Regions from separate parts of the Homo sapiens genome. Here all the other regions are linked to region 2. The links are chromatin loops, found by intact Hi-C in ENCODE. Cell type or tissue: lower leg skin. All regions are shown on one strand.

Region 1 (8,000 bases), 270 kb after region 2:
CAAGGACTATGTATACAAGTCAACAGATTTCTACTACTGTGTTTTATCACTGAGCTACATGCCACGCTGAATATATTAAAAGAACAAGGGAAATAATGCTTGATGAGTGCCATTTGCAAGCCCTGCACTGGGTACATCATATTTATTAGCTCATTTAATCTTCACCGGGAAATATGCCTATCTCCATTCTTCCACTCCAAGGAGCTTATTGTCTAAATTTGAGAACTAACACAACCCAAAGAATATAATCAGAAGTTAAGACATACACAAAATGAAGAAACTATTGAAAGCTGTTCATTAAAGGTTGACTGAGAAGAAGAGGAGAAAACATCCTTTTCCTTAATTTTAAACTGACTTGCTGATAGGTCAAAGCAGAAATTTAAAAAAATGTATCTGGACGGTGACAGAAGTATGTATCCAGTCACGTCACTGTTCAACTACCCCTAGTTAAGTCCTTTTACCGCTCCGCCAGCTCCCAGTCCTCCTGAATCTCCTTCTGCCTGGCTTTGTGGTACTCTTCCCTCCAGCACTTGGAGCAGAAACCCTGCCAGGCAGGGTTGCCGTAGTAACCACATCCTTCCTTGCACAGGAGGTCTGACTGATGCACATGAATTCCTCAGTGTTCAGACTTAAGGCTCATCTTCTTCCTGCTAACCAATGAACAAATAACAAAGTTCTGTTGAAAAGGAATTATCATTCTACCAACTAAAATCTTACCAATTATGAACAAAAAGTGAGTGATTCCATTATCTTCAAGCTGTAAGAGAGGGAAGAAGGGAATGAAAGAGGGAGGGAATGAGGGAGGGAAAGAGGGGAGGAAGGAAGAAGGAAAAAAGAAAAGTTAACTATGGTAAATTCCTGAAACAGTCATATTAAAGACTTATTCCCTGCCGAAAATACACAGAACCCATTAAGAAAGGGCTAACATTGGATTAAATACCTAAACGTAAAGGCTGGAAACTACAAAACTTAGGGGAAAAGCTTCCCAACACTGGATTTTGCAATGACTTCTAGGATATGACACCAAAAGCACAGGCAACAAAAGTGAAATCAGACAAATACATTAATTACATCAAGATTTAAAACGTCTGCACAACACAGGAACCAACTGACAGAGTAAAAAGGAACAACACACAGAATGAGAGAACATATCTGCAAACCACATATCTAATAAAGGGTTAATATCCAGAATATAAAGGAACTCCTACAAGTCAATAACAAAAAAATAATAATAATAATCCGGTTAACAAATGGGAAAGGACTTCAATAGACAATTCTCCAAAGATATACCAACAGCCGACAAACATGTGAAAAAATGCTCAACATCACTAATCATCACAGAAATGCAAATCAAAACCACAATGAGATATCACTTCATACCCATTAGGACGGCTACTGTAAATAAAAAAAAACAAACCCAGTATGGGCACAGTGGCTCATGCCACTTTGGGAGGCCAAGGTGGGAGGATCACTTGAGGTTAGGAGTTCAGGACCAGCCTGGGCAACACAGCAAGACCCCATCTCTACAAAAAAATACAAAAACTAGCGAGGTGTGATGGTGTATGCCTGTAGTCCCAGCTACTCGGGAGGCTGAGACAGGAGGATCGCCTCTCTAGGAGGTGCAGGCTGCAGTGAGCTATGATCACACCACTGCACTCCAGCCTGGGTGACAGAGCGAGGCCTTGTCCAGAAAGAAGAGAAGAGAAAAAAATTGAAATAATACCATAATTTCCAAAGTCAATTTTCTTTTCTACTGTATAATATTTAAAGTCATTTGTTCATAGTCTCACAGCTGCATGGTAAATCGCTACGCAACAATTTCCTTTCAAACTGAAACCACATGGTCCTCATTCTTCTCCACAATAACAAACTGCCAAACAAGCACAGTAAAAAAGCAGCACTCTACAGCATTCATTCAAGGGACTCACATGTGCAGATAAAATTAGGCCCTATATCTTGGAGGTCTCATTAATTTAACTCAAACATTTACTAAGTGCCAACTGTGTGCAGAGAACTGAGCTAGATGGCACTGGTGATGCAACTGATAGAACACGTCTTTGCCCTCATGAAGCTCATAACCAAAAGTACACGCAGACTGAAAAACACGGAAAAAGAGAAAGTGTTAGGAAACTGTTGGGGAGTAACGCACATACAAATTCTGACCTAGGGAGTACAGAGAGACCACTTGGGGATGCTGGTGATAGACCTTAAAGAGCCTTGTGTTGAAAGGGTCTTGGAAAGATGACAGAAAGAGGAAGGATATTCTGGACAGGAAGAATGCCTTTCACAAAAAGCTCAGAAGCAGGAAGGCAAATGTAAAATATGAATGATGTAGTATAGACAGAAGATAAACTAAAGAAGTTAGGTGGGAAGTCAAATCATGATGGATTTTTAAAACTCGAAGCTACTGAGTCCAGATGGAAAGTCACCAGCTATCAAACCTGACAGTATGCAATGTGCACTACTTTTGAGGATTCTGAAAAGCAAAATGGAGAAGTGGGGAAGACCAGAATTGAAAGTATCACCCAGCCGTCTAACAGATTACCACTTTCTCCCATCCAATACCACCAGCCAACCTGGAAATGGGCCCCACAGCACAGAGAAAGCTCCTCTAGTTCGGGCTCCAGGCATGTGAAAAGAAACTCTTAACAGCCAGAGAGAATATGGGGATCCCCCACTTACCATCTCCCCCTTCTCTTGAGCCACAGTGCCCAGCAGTCGTGTGCTTTGTCTGCAGCTATGGCTGAAATGAGAGTGCCGGAGCCAAACTCTGAGTCAGGAGAACTATGGATTTTTCCCAATCTCTATCCTTGGTCTCAAATGTGCAGGCAGTGGTGGAAGGACATGGCAGAGTGGAGTAACTAAATCCACAGTTTTCTGGACAAAAGAAAGAAAATATGAGCCCTTTGGGAACAAAAAGTGTGGGAAAAATTGCTGAGGAGAACTCAAGAAAGCAATTTCTAGGCTTACCCCTAGGCTGCATATGCATGGATCTGATGCTATTCAGTACCAAAGGTTTCCAAATTGGAACTAACGGAGAGACCACTATGCAGGTCTCATCAGATCAGCACATACACAAAACAGATGGAAACAGCACTACAAAACTCCCAACAATGGACTGACATTAAAGCCACAGCCCACAGAACCTGTATACCAAACTTGGCAACACAACAAAACACTTTTGCTCTGGGAATAACTGTTTAGAAAATGAAAAGACGGCCGGGCGCGGTGGCTCACGCCTGTAATCCCAGCACTTTGGGAGGCTGAGGCGGGTGGATCAAGAGGTCAGGAGATCAAGACCATCCTGGCTAACACGGTGAAACCCCGTCTCTACTAAAAAAACAAAAAATTAGCCGGGCATTGTGGTGGGCGCCTGTAGTCCCAGCTACTCGAGAGGCTGAGGCAGGAGAATGGCATAAACCCAGGAGGCAGAGCTTGCAGTGAGCCGAGATAAGTTGCACTCCAGCCTGGATGACAGAGTGAGACTCTGCCTCAAAAAAAAAAAAAAAAAGAAAAGAAAAGACAAGCTACAGAATGAGAGAAAATAATGGCAAATCACCTATTTGGCAAAGAACTTACGTACCCAGAATGTATAAAGAACTCTCAAAACTCAGCTGTCAGAAAACAAACCACCCAATTTAAAAATGAGCAAAAAATCTCAACAGACACTTTACCAAAGAAGTTATACACACCGGTGTCCCACATTTCCATGAGAGTCCTTTGCTACATACTGTCCAGTCAAAGATGTTTGTATATTGAACATCCTTACAAGAGAAAGATGATAGCTCCTTCCACAGCAGAAGACAATTTATTAACTGTCCAGTACAGTAAATATAATGTCTCCCTTCATATCAAAGGTTTGAAACATTTGTTTGCCACCCCTTATGAGAGCTGAGTTCCCTGAGCTTGGATTTCCTACTTGTGTCATTGCCCACAGGGAACTTACAGGGCAAAGGTAGTCCACGTGGACATGAGGCTGGTTCTGCTGATGTCCTGTGACCTGTGTCCTCCCCTTTTGCCTCCAACCCAGGAGTTTCATGTCTTGGGCCAATATCCATGAAACCATGGAGACTAACTTGCTACGTTTAAGTAGGGAGAACTCAAAATTCAGGTCCCTTGCAGTTACTGACATGGTGGCAAATAAGCATATGAATAGTTGTTCAACATTGTTCAATCATTAAAGAAATGCAAATTAAAACCACCATGAAATATCACTCAAATCTATTAGACTGGCTAAAATAGAAAATACTGACACAGACTGGGAAACATGGCAAAACCCTGTTTCTACCAAAAAAAAATACAAAAAAATTAGGGAGGGATGGTGGTGCATGGTTGTGGTCCCAGCTACTCAGTAGGCTGACGTGGGAGCATCACTTGAGCCTGGGAGGTGGAAGCTGCAGCAAGCCAAGATCACACCACTGCCCTCCAGTATGGGTGACAGAGTGAGACCCCACCTCAGAAAAAAAATAAATACTGACAATACTAAGTGGTAGCAGGGATGCAGAGCAACTAAAACCCTCATACCTTCCTAGTGGAATGCAAAATAGTACAGACACTAGAGAAAACAGGTTTCATAAAACTGTATACATACGATGACCATCCAACCATGCAATCCCTCTCCTGGGTATTTCCTCTAGAGAAATAAAAACTGCTATTTACTCAAAATTCTGTACATAAATAGTTATAGTAGCAATATTTGTGATGACAAAAAAATGACAACTAAAATATCCTTCAATGGGTGAATGAATAAACAAACTATGGTGCATCCATACAACAGAATGCTACTCAGGAGAACAAGAACAACAGGTATCAGTACACCCAACAACTTCGATGAATCTCACAGGCTTTATGCTGATAGATGCCAGCATCTTAGTTCCTTCTGGCTGCAGTAACAAAATACCATAAACTGGGTAGGTGATAAAAAAAACAGAAATTTATTTCTCACAGTTCAGGAAGCTGGCAAGTTCAAGATCAAGAAGTCAACAGATGTTGGTGTCTGGTGGTTCATTGAAGGTACCTTCTCCCTGTGTCCTCACATGGCTAGGCTCTCTGCGGTCTCTTCTAAGTGCACTAATCCCAATCATGAGGGCTCCACTTTCATGAACTAATCACCTCCCACAGGCTCCACCTCCTAGTAGCATCAACTTTTGGATTAGAATTTCAACATATGAATTTGGAGGACACACAAAGATTCAGACCATAGCAGCCAATCTTAAAAGTTTACATACTGTACGATTCCATTTAGGAACTAGGGGTAGGAAAGGATGTGACTATAAAGGATTAGCACAAGAAAGTTTTTTGGGGTGATGAAACTGTTCTGTATTCTGATTGTGGAAGTGTTTACATAAATCTAATAAAATTTAAAAATTCGCAGAACATTATGCTCCTCCCAAATCAATTTTACTCTATGATAAAAAAAAAAAAAAAACCTCGGCTGGCACGGTGGCTCACACCTATAATCCCAGCACTTTGGGAGGCCGAGGCAGGTGGATCACCTGAGGGCAGGAGTTTGAGACCAGCCTGGCCAACATGGCAAAACCCCATCTCTACTAAACATACAAAAATCAGCTGGGCATGGTGGCAGACGTCTGTAATCCCAGCTACTCGGGAGGCTGAGACACGAGAATCGCATGAACCTGGGAGATGGAGGTTGCAGTGAGCCAAGATCACGCCACTGCACTCCAGCCTGGGCAACAGAGGGAGACGCAGTCTCAAAAAAAAACAAAAACAAACAAACAAAAAACTTGAGAGGCAATTTCTAGGTTGGATTAGGGAGAAGTACAGAACAGGAGACAACGGATACTGACCAAGAGACAACTACAATTAGAGGACTTGAGGTAACACAGTGGGTAGCCAGGTGTGGTGGCGCTTGCCTGTAATCCCAGGTACTCAGGAGGCTGAGGCACGAGAATCGCTTGGACCTGGGAGGCAGAGGCAGAGGCAGAGGCTGCAGTAAGCCAAGGTCGCACCACTGCACTCCAGCCTGGGCAACAGAGTGAAACCCTGTCTCAAAAATAAATAAATAAGTAAGAGGTAACACACTGGGAAGGGAAAGACGACGGGTGGTGGTAATCTACCTTAGAGGACAGATCTGTAAGAGTTATTTAATGAGACTTGGCAGGGAGAGGGAAATCTAATTAGAAAGAACTCTCAAGTTTACTGTTTACTTCCTCTACAAGGTTAAAGCTTCCCAAGGTCAGGATTTAGATCTAAGACACCAGCCATTTATAAATAGTAGATGAGGCTTAGGTAGAAAGAAAGAAAATAAGAAATAGAAAAAAAAAAGAAAGAAAAATAGTCCTAAAATGTTAAGCTGCAGAAACTTTAAAGACCATCTACTATGTCCTATTGTAAGAGATGAAGATACTAATATTAAGAAATCATAACTTATTCCATCAAAAAGATATTAAGTGGCAGAGACATCACTAAGCTTCTTTTTTTTTTTTGGAACACAGGGTGTGTCATTCAAGCTGGAGTGCAGTGGCATGATCACAGCTCACTGCAGCCTTCACTTCCTGAGCTCAAGCAATACTCCCACCACTCAGCCACCATGCCTGGCTAATTGTTGTATTTTTTTGTAGAGGCGGTGTTTTGCCATGTTATCCAGGCTGGTCTTGAACTCCTAGGCTCAAGTAAGCCTACACTTAGTATACCAAGTCCTGGGTTTCAAATTATTTTGAAAGTCTGAGCTAATCTTCTCGCCATGATCATCCTGATGACCCTTTTCTTCCCTTCCAAGAGAAATGGGCAAAAGGAAATACCTATTTTTTCCACAGATCAATTAAGTTTTTTAAAATTTTGTACTGTAAGTATGACAGTACTAGTTGATGTTACTAAAATGAACATAGTTTGGGGAGTCTGCCTAGCACATGTGCAAATACCTCCTGTGTATCAGGAAACCGTCCTCTGAATCCACAAAGATAAGCTAGCAGAAGCTATGTTTGTATAAGGTGAATGGTCCCCCAATTCAGGGTCACAGCTGATTGCCCCAAACTGTGTTAGAGTCTTTTGCTTGAGTTTTGGAAATGGGACTAAGTCGGGGCTGTTCTCTTAAATGATGGAGCTGTGTGACATGACCATCTTCCATCAATTGGTCCGAGTATCAGGACAGTCTACAGAGTGAAATAGACATACGCCAAGAAGCAGAGAAAAGTAGAAGGTCCTGTACGTCCCGAGTGATTTCAATCTCCCAGTTCCAATCGCTGGCTAAGGTTTAGCTGCACGCCCACCCTCAGATTCTGAGTCATACCCCCTGGTCCCGTAACTGCTTTTTTCTTTTTTTATCAAGCTAGTTCCAGTACAGCCTATTATCTATGCCAAAAGACTTGTACAGATGCTCTTTAAGAGCTAGAAAAAAAATAAAGGAGTACTCTGTGGATTACTTGGCACACATTAAAAGCTCAGTATGTATTAGACAGAAACAATAGCAATAGCTCTGAGTCTAAGACTGATTTGGTGTAGACCATGAAATCACAGAGATCAGTCAAATCTGCACTCAAACCCCAGCTCTGCCACATACTAGAAATGTGACTTTAGGCAACTATGTAATATTTCTGAAACTCCCTTTCCTATCTCCCTCTCCAGCCTCTCTGCTCCTATCATTCTCTATCTTTTCACCAAACTAAGCCTCATAGGACCTGTGCACCCATGACCTTCACTCTCTGGTGCTACAACTGTGATTATGTCACCTTACACTGCAAAAAAGACTTGGCAGATATAATTAAGTTGACTAATAATGGAAATAAGGAGATTATCCTAGATTATCTAGATGGGCCCAAGAAAAGCACATGAACCCTAAAACGCAGAAGAGAACAAGGACCCAAAATGGCCAAAACAGTCTTCAAAAGAATGTAAGAAAACTTACATTTCCTGATTTCAAGTTACTACAAGGCCATAGCAATTACTACAGTGTGGTACTGGCACAAGGACAGTCATAGAAATCAACAGAATAGAACTGAGTTCCAGAAATAAACCCACACATCTTCGGTCAACTGATTTTC
Region 2 (8,000 bases):
AAAGCCAATGTGTTTTCTTCTAAGAGTCTTATAAGTTTTACCTCTTATATTTAGGTCTTTGACTCATTTGGAGTTAATTTCTGTATATGGTGTGAGGGAAGGGTCAAATGGCATTTTTTTTTTTTTTTTTTTGCATATGGATATCCCACTTTTCTCAGCACCGTTTGTTGAAAATGTTGCCTTTTCCCCATTGAATGGTCTAGGTCCTCATGTCAAAAAGCAATTGACTTTAAATATGAGGGTTTATTTCTGTGTTCTTTCTTCTATTCCATTGGTCCACATTTCTGTCCTTGCACCAGTTCTGCACCATTTTGTCACCTTGAATCACTTTGAATAGACTCACTGCTCTTTATTTTTTTTTTTTTAGACAGAGTCTCGCCCTGTCACCCAGGCTGGAGTGCATTGGCACTATCTCAGCTCACTGTAACCTCTGACTCCCAGGTTCAAGCCATTCTGCTGCCTCAGCCTCCCAAGTAGCTGGGATCCAGGTGCATACCACCTCACCCAGCTAATTTTTGTATTTTTAATAGTAACGGGGTTTCACCATGTTGGCCAGGCTGGTCTCGAACTCCTGGCCTCTCGTGATCCGCCTGCCTCGGCCTCCCAAAGTGCTGGGATTACAGGTGTGAGCCACCACACTTGGCCTAAATAGATTAATTCTCAATTATCCTGCTTCTCTGCCCCCATGCCTTCCCTGCCCTCTCAGCTTCCCTCAATCTGTCCTCTCCAAAATGCAATGGTACCTTTCCTACCCCTACTCCAATGCCAATCTTCTTCTCCCTCTAGCTTCCCCCAAACTCAAGGGCACGACTATTCATGTAGGAGTGCTCCTTGATTTCTTTCTTTTTTTTTTTTTTTTTTGAGACAGTGTCTTACTCTGTCACCCAGGCTGGAGTGCAGTGGCACAATCAGGGCTCACTGCAGCCTCGACCTCCCGAGCTCAAGCAATCCTCCCACCTCACTCTCCCAAGTAGCTGGGACTACAGGTTCATGCCACAATGCCCTGCTAATTTTTGTACTTTTTGTAGAGATGAGGTCTTCTATGTTTCCCAGGCTGGTCTCAAACTCCTGAGCTCAAGTGATCCACCCACTTCGGCCTCCCAAAGTGCTGGGATTACAGGCATGAGCCATCGCACTCGGCCTGATTTCTCTCTTTCTCTTACCCCCATACCCACTCCATCAGCCACCTCATAGGCTCCACTTCCAGGTATATTTGAAATCCACCTGCTTCTCCCCTCCTCAGCTGCTACTCCCCTCATTCAACCATGGTCATCTCTTTCCAGGATTCCTGCACCACCTACAGAAAATGGTGAGATGAGCCAGACAGGTAGCTCATGCCTGTAATCCCAGCACTTTAGGAGGCTGAGGTGGGTGGATCACTGGAGGTCAGGAGTTCGAGACCAGCCTGGCCAACATGGTGAAACCCTGTCTCTATTAAAAATACAAAAAACTCGCCGGGCATGCTGGTGGGCACCTGTAGTCCCAGCTACTGGGAGGCTGAGGCAGGAGAATTGTTTGAACCTGGGAGGCAGAGGATGCAGTGAGCCAAGATCACACCACTGCACTCCAGCCAGGGTGACAGAGCAAGACTCTAGTTTCAAAAAAAAAAAAAGGGAAGAAAAAAAATGGTGAAATGAACCATTTTCACTCTTGCCTCCTTCCACACAACAGCCAGAGTAATCTTTTTTGTTTCTTTTTAAATTAATTAATTTTTTTTTTGAGTCAAGGTCCTACTGTGTCTCACTCAGGCTAGAGGGCAGTGGCATGATCATAGCTCACCGTAGCCTTGACCTCCTTGGCTCAAGCGATCCTCCTGCCTCAGCCCCCTAAGTAGTTGGGACTACAGGCACACATCACCATGCATGGCTAACATAAAAAATATTTTTGTAAAGACAGTATCTCACTATGTTGCCAAGGCTGGTCTTGTACTCCTGGACTCAAGAGATCCTCCTGCATCAGCCTCCCAAAGCAATGTGATTACAGGCATGAACCACTGTGCCTGGCCTGTTTCAAAATATATATATATTTGAGACAGGGTCTCTCTCTGTCACCCAGGCTGGAGTGTAGTGTTGTGAACATAGCTCACTGTAGCCTCGAACTCCCAGGCTCAAGTGATCCTCCCACCTCAGCTTCCCAAAGTGCTGGGATTACAGACATGAGCCACTGTGCCTAGCCTCTCCTATACCTTTTAAAGCCTTTTGTTATTTGTGTAACATACTATAATCACTGTTAGGAACCTTGCCTCTCTCAATAAAATATTTTAGGTAGCATTCTGTATGGATACTAGCTTCCTTAGTTTGGGGTTTTTTTTTTTTTTTGGTTTTATGACTGCAGAGGATTACTTCAAAAGGACACACCATAATTTATTGGCCAGGCATGGTGGCTCATGCCTGTAATCCCAGCACTTTGGGAGGCTGAGGTGGGTGGATTACCTGAGGTCAGGAGTTTGAGACCAGCCTGGCCAACGTGGTGAAACCCCGTCTCTACTAAATACAAAAAATTAGCAGGTCATGGTGGCACACACCTGTAATCCCAGCTATTTGGGAGGCTGAGGCAGGAGAATCGCTTGAATCTGGGAGGCGGAGGTTGCAGTGAGCTGAGATCCCACCACAGCAATATGTCTCAAAAAAAAAAAAAAAAAGGACGCGCCATAATTTATTAATCATTCCCACATTGATCGACATCTGGGTCATCTCTAATCATTTATTCTGGCAGTCAATGCTGCAATGAATAACTTCTTAAACCACTTTGCACTTAAGCAAGGATATCTACAAGTTAGAATCCTAGAAGTGAAATTGATCAAATATATGTACATTTGTCATTTTGATAGATATTGTCAGATTCCCTTCTATAGAAATTGCACCCAGCTGGGTGCGGTGGCTCATGACTGTAATCCCAGCCTTTTGGGAGGCCAAGGCAGGTGGATCACCTGAGGTCAGGAGTTCGAGACTAACCTGACCAATATGGTAAAAGCTCGTCTCCACTAAAAATACAAATATTACCCAGGTGTGGTTGTGGGTGCCTGTGGTCCCAGCTACTTGGGCGGCTGAGACAGGAGAATTGCTTGAACCCAGGAGGCAGAGGTTGCAGTGAGCCGAGATCGCGCCACTGCACTCCAGCCTGGGTGACAGAGGGAGACTCCATCTCAAAAAACAAACAAACAAAAATTAGCCAGCCGTGCTGGCGTGCACCTATAATCCTAGCTACTCAGGAGGCTGAGGCAGGAGAATCACTTGAACCTGGGAGATGGAAGCTGCAGTGAGCCGAGATTGCACCACTGCACTCCAGCCTGGGTGACAGAGCGAGAGTCGGTCTCAAAAAAAAAAAAAAAAATTGCACCCATTTTCGATCTCATCAGCAATGTTTTTGAGTGCTTGTTTCCCATTCCTTCGAAAATATAAATGGGTCATTAGTCATTACCCTCCCAGCTTAACCTCTCTAAGCAACTTCCCACTGTCCTTGGAAACAGCATCTACTTTCCTCGCCATGGCCTCCAAGGGCTTGCCTACACTATTTGACTCCTGCCTGTCTCGCTTCCCATGCCCTGCTGAAGGCAAGTGTTGGACACATCTAAGGGATGCCAGCCAGCAGGGTTGGGAGGGAGTTGGCATTTCTTCCCAAGGGGATGTGTGCTTGGGCAGTGGACCTGCAGACTGTGCCCATCCTATGAATGTGGGGAAAGAGAGCATGGCACATGAATGCTAGGGAAGGCAGGCTGCAGTTTCATAACTTTGGGGGATTGCCCGAAGGTACGATGGACCTGGGGAAATTGGGGCATTGGGGTGCCTGTTTAAAGCCATCGTCTGTAAGTGAGCCATGTCACAGGCCAGCCAGCAGAGGACAGTATTCTGCTTTGGGATGAGGCCATTTCTCCATCAGACCAGAGGAAGCCAAACCCAGCTGTCCATCTACCACGGGGCAGTGAGGACCCGGCGTGGGGGCTGCAGAGCAGTTAAATGAGCCGGAGTCCGCAGCTGGCAACCAACCCCTGCGTTCTACCGATGACAGCCTCCTGTTGAACAAGGAGCCGCACTGCTCCCTGGGGCACGGGCCTGAGAAGCTGGGACCACCCGGGGTTGGGGGCTGGAGGGACCTGATGTCCTGCTCCCCTGGGATGCCCAGGTGGTGGATGAGGTCCAGGTCCCACCCAACCCTCAACCATTCCATCCCTGCAGTCATTCCGTGCCTTCCCAAGGTGTCTGCAGATGTGCAGTGGAGGTTGGGGGTCAATCCAGGAACCACCCGAGAACTGGCTAAGTGGGATGCCTGGCACTGGTCCCAGAGCTGTCTCAGCTGTGCAAAGTGAGATATCACCTTCTAAACCCTACGATGCACCTGTAAAGGGAAAATGTGAAATCTCAGAACCCCCGAAACTTATGCCACAGGGAAAGCTAAGCTTAAAGGCTGAGTCACGCAACACACTCTCTCTCTGTCTGTCTGTCTATCTGTCTGTCTGTCTCTCTCTCTCTCTCTCTCTCTCTGTGTGTGTGTGTATGTTAGACAGGGTCTTGCTCTGTCACCCAGGCTGGAGTGCAGTGACGCAATCATGGCTCACTGTTGCAGCCTGGACCTCCTGGGCTCAAACAATCCTCCCTCCTCAACCTCCCAAAGTGCTGGGATTACAGGCATGAGCCACTGCACCCAGCCGGGAAGAAGTATTGATACAAGCAACAACATGATGAATGTCAGATCATCTGGCTGAGTGAACGAAACTAGGCCAAAACCACAAGTGCATATTATACGATTCCATTCATATAACATTTTAGAAAATCTAAACGAATCTACAGTGACACAAAGCAGCCATTGGTTGCCTGGGGATAAAGAAGGCAGGGATTATAGAGTAGAAGGGATTATAGAGGGGTGAGATATAATTTTTGGGGGTGGTGGGTATGTCATTATCTAAATTGTGGTGATAGTTTCATGGGTGTGTGTATATATATATGTATGTATATGTATATATATGTGTATATATGTATGTATATGTATATATGTGTATATATATGTGTGTATATATATATGTCAAAATGTATCAAAATCTATACTGTAATTATATGTAGTTTATTGTAAGTAAATCAAACCTTTTTGGTTTTTTCAAGATGGAGTTTCATTCTGTTGCCCAGGCTGGAGTGCAGTGGCACAATCTTGGCTCACTGCAACCTCCACCTTCTGGGTTCAAGCGATTCTCTTGCCTCAGCCTCCCGAGTAGCTGGGACCACAGGTGCCTGCCACCACACCTGGCTAATTTTTGTATTTTTAGTAGAGACGAGGTTTTGGCATGTTGACCAGGCTGGTCTTGAATTCCTGACCTCAAGCAGTCCTCCTGCCTTGGCCTCCCAAAGCGCTGGGATTACAGGAGTGAGCCACCACACCCGGCCTCAGTAAATAAAATTTTAATAAAACTTTTTTTTTTAATGCCAATATAGTCATGTCTGTAATCCCAGTGCTTTGGAAGGCCAAGGCAGGAGGATTGCTTGAGGCCAGGAGTTCGAGACCAGCCTGGGCAATATAGCTAGAACTTCTGTTTACCAAAAAAATGCTGATGTGTCAAAAATAAATATTTTTCATCACTGGCTCAAATTTTAATATCTTCCTTTGCCATGTATACTGCATGAGGTGGGGAATGGGGGAATGGAATAATTTGGGAAAGTAAAGATGATCAAGGCTCAGTGTTAATTCTACAATATATTGCTTTCATTGCCTTAACCATGCATGCTTATTACAGCAAAGTCAGAACAAGGTTGAGACGGGGTCTCGCCGTGTCGCCCAGGCTGGAGTGCAATGGCGTGATCTCGGCTCACTGCAGCCTCTGCCTCCCAGGTTCAAGCAATTCTCCTACCTCAGCCTCCTGAGTAGCTGGGATTACAGGCGCGTGCTACCACGTCCGCCTAACTTTTTGTATCTTTAGTAGAGACGGGGTTTCACCATGTTGGCCAGGCTGGTCTCGAAGTCCTGACCTCGTGATCCACCTGCCTCGGCCTCCCGAAATGCTGGGATGACAGGCGTGAGCCACAATGCCCAGCCTATAACATTTTTATAAATGTTTTTGAGTGAATGGAGAAATTAATTACTCTGTTCTGTGATGCTTGGTGTTTGTCAGCTTTAAATCCCCCATAGCACTCAGATCTTAGAGACAGAACTTTGGTCTTTATGGGTGAATTACAACCAATTCCATTTACATTACTTTCATTTCTCTATATGCTAAAGTTACCTTTTTTTTTTTCTTCAGTCTATTGCCCAAGCTGGAGTGAGGTGGTGCGATATCAGCTCATTGCAGCCTCCAACTTTTGGGCTCAAGCAATCCTCCCACCAGCCTCCCGAGTAGCCAGGACTACAGGCATGCGCTACCATGCCAGGCTTATTTTTAAAATTTTTTGTAGAGATGGAGTCTCACTATGTTGCCCAGATTGGTCTCAAACGCTTGGCCTCAAGCGATCCTGCCTCAGCCTCCTAAAGCACTGGGATTACAGACGTGAGCTACTTATTGATAAATTTCTGGATTATAGAAGGTCATATAGGTTTAAATTGATAAATTGAAACCAGCAGATTTCTGGCATTTAGAATGCTTCCTCAACACCTTTCCAAGAAGGCTGGCTGTGGCCAGGCATGGTGACTCAAACCTATAATCCCAACACTTTGGGAGGCCAAGGCGGGTGGATCACCTGAGGTCAGGAGTTTGAGATCAGCCTGACCAACATGGTGAAACCCTGTCTCTACTAAAAATACAAAAACATTAGCCAGGCGTGGTGACGGGTGCCTATAATCCCAGCTACTCAGGAGGCTGAGGCAGAAGCATCGCTTGAACCTTGTAGGTGGAGGGTACAGTGAGCCAAGATCACGCCACTGCACTCCAGCCGGGGGGATAAAGTAAGACTCCATCTCAAAAATAAAAATAAAAATAAAATAAATAGAAACCAGCACATTTCTAGTATTTAGAATGTTTCCTCAACATCTTTCCAAGAAGGCTGGCTGCCTTGCAGGAATTTCAGCACACGTGCCCACAAATACAGGACCAATGCCTTTGCCGCCTGGGTTATACTCTACACTTGAGCTGCTCTTGTTTTTATATTATAGACTGCTGTTCATTTAGCTTCGTCATGATTGATTCGTTTGTGGTGGGTTGCTTGTCCTGCTGTAGAATGTGTAGTAAGATCTATTTGCTTCAAAAGTGGTTTGGAGCCAGGTACGGTGACTCACACCTATAACCACAACACTTTGGGAGGCTGAGGCAAGAGGATGGCTTGAGCCCAGGAGTCTGAGACCAGATTGGCGAAACCCCATCTCTACAAAAAAAAAAAATTAAAAAAATTAGCTGTGCATGGTGACATGTGCTTGTAGTACCAGCCACTTGGGAGGCCGAGGCAAGAGGAACACTTGAGCCCAGGAGGTGGAGGTTGCAGTGAGCTATGATCATGCCACTGCACTCCAGCCTGGGCAACAGAGTAAGACCCTGTTTCAAAACAAAAAAATAGTTTTAGTCTATAACATTCCAGGAAGTAAACTTGAAGCCATGTCACAATTCAAATATGAACTGCCTATACTCCTATGGATCACTTGAGGTCAGGAGTTCAAGACGAGCCTGGCCAACATGGCAAAACCCCGTCTCTACTAAAAATACAAAAATTAGCCGGTGTCGTGGCATTCACCTGTAATTCCAGCTACTCAGGAGGCTGAGGCAGGAGAATCTCTTGAACCCGGGAGGCGGAGGTTACAGTGAGCCTAGATCGCACCACTGCACTCCAGCCTGGGGGACAGAGAGAGACTCTCTCGATTAAAAAAAAAAAAAAGATATATCACAGCCCCACCCTCCCACCCACAGTTTTTCCCTTGTGCAGTGACTCAATTGCAAATGCCAAGTTCCTCCTCTTCCTCCCCAAGTTACAAAGTGAAAACATATAGCGTAGGCAGGTTGCGGGGGGCCTATCAATCCACAAAGTTTAGGAGCCCCTGGTGTAGCAAGAAGAACCACGAACCTACCGTCAGGTGAGCTGATGTGGATTCTG
Region 3 (8,000 bases), 150 kb after region 2:
TATTTATTTATTTATTTATTTAATTTTTTTTTAGATGGAGTCTCGCTCTTGTCGCCCAGGCTGGAGTGCAATGGCACGATCTCGGCGCACTGCAACCTCCACCTCCCTGGGTTCAATCAATTCTCCTGCCTCAGCCTCTCGAGTAGCTAGGATTACAGGCATGCACCACCATGCCCAGCTAATTTTTGTATTTTTAGTAGAGACGGGGTTTCACTATGTTAGCCAGGCTGGTCTCAAACTGCTGACCTCAAGTGATCCACCCGCCTTGGCCCCCCAAAGTGCTAGGATTACAGGCATGAGCCACCGTGCCCGGCCCCAGATTGGATTTTTTAAATGTGGTTAACATATACCACAGAATACTACACAGCTATAAAAAAAGAACAAAATCATGTCCTCTGCAGCACCATGGATGGAGCTGGAGGCCATCATCCTAAACGAACTAACACAGATATAGAAAACCAGATACCACATGTTCTCATTTATAAGTGCAAGCTAAACATCAGAAGCATATAGAAATAAAGATGCGGAACAACACACCCTGAAGAATACGAGGAGGACAGAGAGAGAGGGACAGGGGTTGAAAAACTACCTACTGGGGCCAGGCGCGATGGCTCACACCTGTAATCCCAATACTTTGGGAGGCCAAGGCGGGTGCATCATCTGAGGCCAGGAGTTTGAGACCAGCCTGGCCAAGATGGCGAAACCCTGTCTGTACTGAAAATACAAAAAAATAGCCGGGTGGGGTGGTGCGCACCTGTATTCCCAGCTACTTGGGAAGCTGAGGGGAAGCAGAGACTGCAGTGAGCCAAGATCACACCATTGCACTCCAACCTGGGCAACAAGAGCAAAACTCCATCTCAAAAAAAAAAAAAAAGGCAAGACAGAAGAAAAAAGAAAAACTACCTACTACCTATTGGGTTCTATGCTCACTACCTGGGTGATGGGTTCAATATACAATTCAGTGACTTTTAGTATATTCAGAGTTATGCAACCATCCCCCACAATCAATTTTAGAATGTTTTCTTCTATTTTTAGTATTTATTTGAGACAGAGTCTCACTATGTTGCCCAGACTGGTCTCGACTCCTGGGCTCAAGCAATCCTCCCACCTCAGCCCCTCAAAGTGCTGGGACTACAGGTGTGAGCGACAGTGCCCGGCCTAATTTTAGAACATTTTCATCACCCCTACAAGGGACCCTGTACCACTAATCAGCCACACCCGTTTTTCCCCAAACTCCCAGCTCCACTTAACCACTCATTTCTATGGATTTGCCTATTCTGGACTTTTCATATAAATGGAATAATATGTGATGTTTTGCATCTAACTTCTATCACTTACCATGATCTCTTTAGTGTTCATCTACATTATAGCACATGTCAGTACTTTTATTTTTTTTTTTTTGAGACCGAGTTTCACTCTGTTGTCCAGGCTAGAGTACAATAGCACAAACTCGGCTCACTGCAACCTCTGCCTCCCAGGTTCAAGTGATTCTCCTACCTCAGCCTCCCTAGTAGCTGGGATTACAGGCACATGCCACCACGCCCAGCTAATTTTTGTATTTTTAATAGAGATGGGGTTTCACCACATTGGCCAGGCTGGTCTTGAACTCCTGACCTCAGGTGATCCTCCCGCCTTGGCCTTCCAAAGTGCTGGGATTACAGGCATTATTAGCCACAGCGCCCAGCCCCATTCCTTTTTATGGCTGAGTAATATTCCATTGTGTGGACAGACCACATTCTGTTCTACCTGTTTAGCTGCTGATAGACACTTAGGTTGTTCGTGCTTTTTGGCTATTATGAATAACACTGCTATGAACATTCATGTAAAAGCTTTGGTGTGGATGTGTTTTCATTACTTTGGGGTCTATATCTTAACCTTCTAAAGAAACACCACACTGTTTTCCAGTGACTGCACCATTTTACTTTCTGGTTCGCAGTGTATGAGGCTTCCAATTTCTCCATGTTCTCACCAACACTTATTATCATCTGTCTCTTTGATTATTACCATCCCAGTGGGCGTGAATAATATCTCAATGTGGTTTTGACATCAATTTAATCTTAAACACCTTCATTGATCTGCAGAATCACAATCAGACTGCATGTAAATTAGATATATGTGACAGGAAGTTTGCATAATTAAGGCTAAGCCAAGACATCCTTAAACCAAGATATCCTGAGGCCAGGTTCTGGCCCAGAAAGAGAAATAGTGTGTGGCAGACTTCAGAGAGCCAGATAAAAGGAGAAAGAAAACAGCATGAACTCTAACTGTTTTTTTCTTTTTTTTTTTTTTTTAAATACGTTTTTTTTAGAGACAGGGTCTTACGCTGTCAGCCAGGCTAGAATACAGTGGTACAGTCATAGCTCACTGCAGCCTTGACCACCTGGGCTCAAGTGATCCTCCTGCCTCAGCCTCCTGAGTAGCTGGTGCTACAGGCATGCACCACCATGCCTGGCTAAATTTTTTTTTTTGTATTTTTGGTAGAGACGGGGCCTTGCTATGTTGCCCAGGGTGGTCTCAAACTCCTGGCTTCAAGCAACCCTCCTGCCTCAGCCTCACAAAGTGCTGGGATTACGAGTGTGAGGCACCGTGCCTGGCTAACTCTGCTTCCATATTGAATTTTTGTTCAGGGAGACAAAGACACTTCCAGAAGGGGCTGTGGAGGATATAAGTGGCTGGGACCTATCTGAGAGATGGCATTGACAGGAAGAATCTGGAATCTGCAGCCAGGCTGAGAGAGAATCTGCAGCTCTCAAGACAGGAGCCAAAGCTCACCCCACAGGGCCTGGCTCAGAAGTCAGAGTTCAGGCCAGGCATGGTGGCTCATGCCTGTAATCCATGCACTTTGAGAGGCCAATGCAAGAGAATTGCTTGAAGCCAAGAGTTCGAGACCAGCCTGGGCAACAAAGCGAGACCCTGACTCAAAAAAAAAAAAAAAAAAAGAAAGAAGGGGGTGTTGAGAGAAGCCTTGAGATGGTCTTGTACCCCCAAAGACTTTTCATTGACCTGAAAGATGCCATTTGAAACAAGAAAAGTTGCCTTGAATGCACAAGTTGTGTGGTTGTGGTTTCCTGTGAATGGGGGCCCCATAGCAAAGTAAGGTCAGTTATAGAATGTAAAGGGGATTATCCATGTTGAGTACCATCTCCTAGGGTTTCAAGGCCTAGCCTACAGTCCTAGGATTGCAGACCAGAGCCCAACAGGATGAGCTTAGGGAAGAAGGGACAATTTCCTGGCCAAGGACCTCCTGGGACAAAAGTCCAGACAGCTGGTTTTATGAAAGGTGGGAGCATAGCGCCACCCCGTGGCAGTTGGTGTGAGTGCCCCCAGCTTCTGGAACGGCACCCACAGGTGCAGTTCTGATTCCTAGAAGCAGAGCTCCCAGTGCCAATGGCAAAGGGTGGTCAGCCCAAAACCAGGGGCTAATGAAGAACACAGCAGAGCCTCAGAGGTTCGATGGAGCACATTGGAACTGACCACGCTTTAATGTTCTGACTTGGGGCTGCATGCTCTCGTGCCACTACCCAATCCCTGGGGGACAGGACAGAGCCAAAAAGGCCTGGGTTTGAATCCTGGCCCCACCACTTATAGGTGTGGTGGTTTAAAAATATGTCCACAACACTTTTAAAAGCTTAAGTCTCAGGCAACACAGCAAGACCCAGTCTTTACAAAAAGTAAATAAATGAGCTGGGTACCTTATCTTGCCATATCACCCAGGCTGGTCTTGAACTCCTGGGCTCAAGTGATCCTCCTGCCTCAGCCTCCCCAAGTGCTGGGACTACAGGTATGAGTCACTGGGCCTGGCTTCCTCACAGCTCTTGATGTTAGTTAGCGTCCTTGTAAGCTGTTCTGCAGATCCAAGTAAAGCCCTTGGTTCCTGGTGCATGGCACACATGGAACTGTCCCCATAAACTTTGTGAAATCAGCAAAGAAGGGAGGGGAACAAATGAAAATAAAGCAAGCTTGCAGCACATTCAGCATTCATCACTAAGTCACCTTGCTTGCTCTCCAACCTGCTTGCTCACAGCTGTTTGATGTGTATTGTCCTAGAATCACATAAGACCCTGTTACAAGAATTTTTTTTTTTTTTTGAGAAGGAGTCTCGCTCTGTCGCCCAGGCTGGAGTGCAGTGGCGTGATCTCCGCTCACTGCAAGCTCTGCCTCCTGGGTTCACGCCATTCTCCTGCCTCAGCCTCCCAAGTAGCTAGCAGGGACTACAGGCGCCTGCCACCATGCCCGGCTAATTTTTTGTGTATTTAGTAGAGACGGAGTTTCACCGTGTTAGCCAAGATGGTCTCAATCTCCTGACCTTGTGATCCGCCCGCCTCGGCCTCCCAAAGTGCTGGGATTACAGGCATGAGCCACCGCGCCCGGCCAAGAATATAGTTCCCCTTAACTGCTCTGTAGGTGACAACTTGAACATCATGGAACACTGTTTTCCCTTTGAGATATTCTTTCAGGTCCCGCGTACTGATGAAACCACTGACATCAGCTGGTCTGACGGGCCCCACAGGAGCTGACTCACCAAAGAACGCAGTTTCCACGTCCTGATTATTTCATCCCCCTTTCCTCAACCAATCAATGACCCCAACTTTCCAGTCCCTCACCCTCCCCAATCCCCTTAAAAACCCCATTCCAAACTCCTTGGGGAAATGTATTTGAGGGCCTCCTCCCATCTCCTTGCTCGGTATCCAGTGATCATGAAGCTCTTTTTCTGACGCAAACCCTGCTGTCTCAGTGTCATTGGCCTGTTCCCGTGCCATGGGCATATGAACCTGTTGGTCCTATAACAAATTTGTTCAATAGCCGTTAACTATTATTCTTGCTGCTGTTGCATAAAACCCACCTTTGCCATCACCATCAGAGTCTGAATCATCATCATCATCTTTTAAGAGTATCTCCAGGGTGCTGCTGTTGTTATCATACACCACGCAGTACTTCACACACTCCAGGTCCACAGACTCCGGGAGAAGATATTCATTATTTTTCTTAAAAAAAAAAACACACACACACAAGAGAGGCCTGTTGGTGGGCAGGTTCGGTTGAGCAGAGACTCCCTGCATAGCAGCACTGGGAGGAGCTAAGACCGCACTCTCTCCCCTGACTATACACACAGGCCCAGAAGCACTGAGACAGTGGATGGAGAGTCTGTTAAATCCCAAGGATCCTCCACAACTGTGTTCCCTTCTGAGAAAAGCTGACCACAGCTGACTGGACCAGAGAGAAGTGCCTGACCAAAGAACAGCTGGTCTGCTGACTGATCCACAGCCTATTAGGTACCCTGGTGTCAGAGAAACCATGGTCAATTGAATTAGTGATATCCTTTCTCATGGGGAGAGTGTTTGGCAGTGGAGATTGAATCCAGAAATACCAGACTGGATGCAGTGGTTTGCACCTGTAATCCCAGCACTTCAGGAGGCCAAGGCAGGAGGATTGCTTGAGGCCAGGAGTTCCAGACCAGCCTGGACAACAGCAAGATCCCCGACTCTATGAAAAAAAAAAAAATACAAAAATGCCAGGCATAGTGGCATGCGCCTGTAGTCCCTACTACTCAGGAGGCTGAAGTGGACGGATCACTTGAGCCCAGGAGGCGGAGGCTGCAGTGAGCTGCGATTGTGTCACTGCACTCCAGTCTGGGTGACAGAGCAAGACCCTGTCCCAAAACAACAACAACAAGACAAAAAACACCCCAAAAAAGGACAGTAAGTAGACAGTGTGTAGAAGCAGAAGTCATGAGTGAGCAGAAGGAATGAGATAGACTAGAAGATCAAATGTGGCTGGCCATGGTGGCTCATGCCTATAATCCCAGCTACCTGGGAGGCTGAGGTGGGAGGATCGCTTGAGCCCTGGAGTTCAAAGCTGCAGTGAGCTATGATTGCACCACTGCACTCCAGCCTGGGTAACAGAGTGAGACTATGTCCCAAAAAAACAAAAATAAAACAAAAACAAAACAAAACAAACAAACAAACAAAAAACCTCATGGATCATAAGATGTACTAACAATTTAACCAGGAGTGTGCACAAAAGAGGGACTTACTGGCAGGTAACACTCCAGGGTAAGGCAAAGATGCAGCCGGTTTCCAAACCTAAAGCAGCTGGCTTTAGGACCCAGAGACCCTAAAGCCCAGACTTCCTTCGGGCTCTCTTCCTCTCTGCTTCCCACTCCACCCCTCCACACTGACTTCCCCTTCTCAGACAGCTTCCTCCAGAGGCTTAAGTCACGAACCCCAGCAATGCTCAGACTCCCATCTTCCCAATTCCACCACCAGGCTGGACAGAGACACCTTTCTTCTAATTCCAATTCTGATTGGCTCAGCTTTCATCCCAGACCCAGGACCAATCACTGTGGCCAGCGTTCTGGATATTATTTTATTTTAGAGACAGGGTCTCACTCTGTTGCCCAGGCTGGACTGCAGTGGTGCAGTCACCGCTCACTGCAGCCTTGAATTCCTGGGCTCAAATGATCTTCGCACTTCAGCCTCCTGAGTAGCTGGGACCACGGGCATGCACCACCATACTTGGCTAATTTATATATTTATATCTATATATATAGATATATTTGTAGAGACAAAAAAAGCCGGGTGTGGGAGGGTGCACATGTAGTCCCAGCTACTCGGGAGTCTGAGGTGAGAGGATCACTTGAGTCTGGGAGGTGGAGGCTGCAGTGAGCTATGATTGCATCACTGCGCTCCAGCCTGGGTGACAGCAAGACTTGTCTCAAACCAACAAGGCCGGGCGCGGAGGCTCATGTCTGTAATCCCAGCACTTTGGGAGGCCAAGGTGGGCGGATCACCTGAGGTCAGTTCGAGATCAGCCTGGCCAACATGGTGAAACCTCATCTCTACTAAAAATACAAAAATTAGCCAGGTGTGGTGGCACACGCCTATAGTACCAGCTACCAAAGAGGCTGAGGCAGGAGAATGGCTTGAACCCGGGAGGCAGAGGTTGCAGTGAGCCGAGATCGCGTCACTGCACTCAAGCCTGGGCAACAGAGTGAAACTGTCTCAAAACAACAAGAACACCACCACCACTTAAAAAGAAGGCAGTAAACAGATGCCTTCTCAGGTCCCACTGTGTTGTCCAGGCTCGTCTCAAACTCTTGAGCTCAAGCAAACTCCCCACCTCGGCCTCCCAAAGTGTTGGGATTACAGACTTAAGCCACCGTGCCTGGCCAGAATATTACTTTAGAGAGCACCACTAGAAACCCATGGTTTGAGCAGAGAGAGGAGACGTTCCCCTCAAAAAGGGGGAGGTGTTGGGCAGAAAAACAACCGATATTCACCACACCCACTTTTAGGGAAAAAGACACTACCATATTAAAAGTACAAATCAGGCCAGGCCTGGTGGCTCATGCCTGTCATCCCAGCACTATGGGAGGCTGAGGAGGGAGGACTGCTTGAGCCCAGGCGTTCAAGACCAGCCTGGGTAACATAGCGAGACCCCATCTCTACAAAAAATACAAGTTAGCTGGGTGTGGTGGTGCACACCTATGGTCCCAGCTACTGGGAAGGGTAAGGTGGGAGGACTGCTTGATCCTGGGAGTTTAAGGCTGCAGTGAGCTGTGATGGTGCCATTGCACTCCAGCCTAAGCGAGAGAGTGAGACCCTGTCTCAAAACAAAACAACAAAACAAAAAAAACAAAACAAAAAAAAGCCATACAAATTGGCCAGGTGCGGTGGCTCACACTTGTAATCCCAGCACTTTGGGAGGCCAAGGCAGGCGGATCACAAGGTCAGGAGTTTGAGACCAGCCTGACCAATATGGTGAAACTCCATCTCTACTAAAAATGCAAAAATTAGCCAGGTGTGGTGGTATGCGCCTGTAGTCCCAGCTACTTGGGAGACTGAGGCAGAAGAATTGCCTGAACCTGGGAAGCGGAGGTTGCAGTGAGCCAAGATCGTACCACTGCACTCCAGCCTGGGCGACAGAGTGAGACTCTGTCTCAAAAAAAAAAAAAAAAAAAAATTCAACAGTACGACATATTCTGTTTTCAAAAAAAAGTT

Evidence for each region. Peaks named below come from ENCODE experiments on the same cell type or tissue, not always from the same donor. Only the 100,000 strongest peaks of a DNase experiment are listed, where the experiment ranks them.
Region 1: it touches region 2 in a loop (6-fold over the local background); 17 of 110 quality-filtered maps call a loop at or near these places.
Region 3: it touches region 2 in a loop (7-fold over the local background); 101 of 110 quality-filtered maps call a loop at or near these places.

What each region holds. Positions count from the first base shown.
Region 1 is chr7:76,131,527-76,139,526 of GRCh38, forward strand. No RefSeq gene overlaps it. Among named protein-coding and RNA genes, the nearest start is that of SRRM3, 66 kb to the right of the region's middle. In lower leg skin, no CTCF peak of the experiment used is centred here; no DNase peak of the experiment used is centred here.
Region 2 is chr7:75,862,810-75,870,809 of GRCh38, forward strand. No RefSeq gene overlaps it. Among named protein-coding and RNA genes, the nearest start is that of RHBDD2, 12 kb to the right of the region's middle. RefSeq lists an enhancer at 3,722-4,016. In lower leg skin, no CTCF peak of the experiment used is centred here; a DNase peak (open chromatin) is centred at 3,985.
Region 3 is chr7:76,017,008-76,025,007 of GRCh38, forward strand. It overlaps STYXL1 (serine/threonine/tyrosine interacting like 1), which reads right to left. Exons shown (of 9, transcript NM_001317785.2): 4 at 4,844-4,985. Among named protein-coding and RNA genes, the nearest start is that of TMEM120A, 26 kb to the left of the region's middle. RefSeq lists an enhancer at 2,188-2,689. In lower leg skin, a CTCF peak has its summit at 3,264 (motif pointing left); a DNase peak (open chromatin) is centred at 3,294.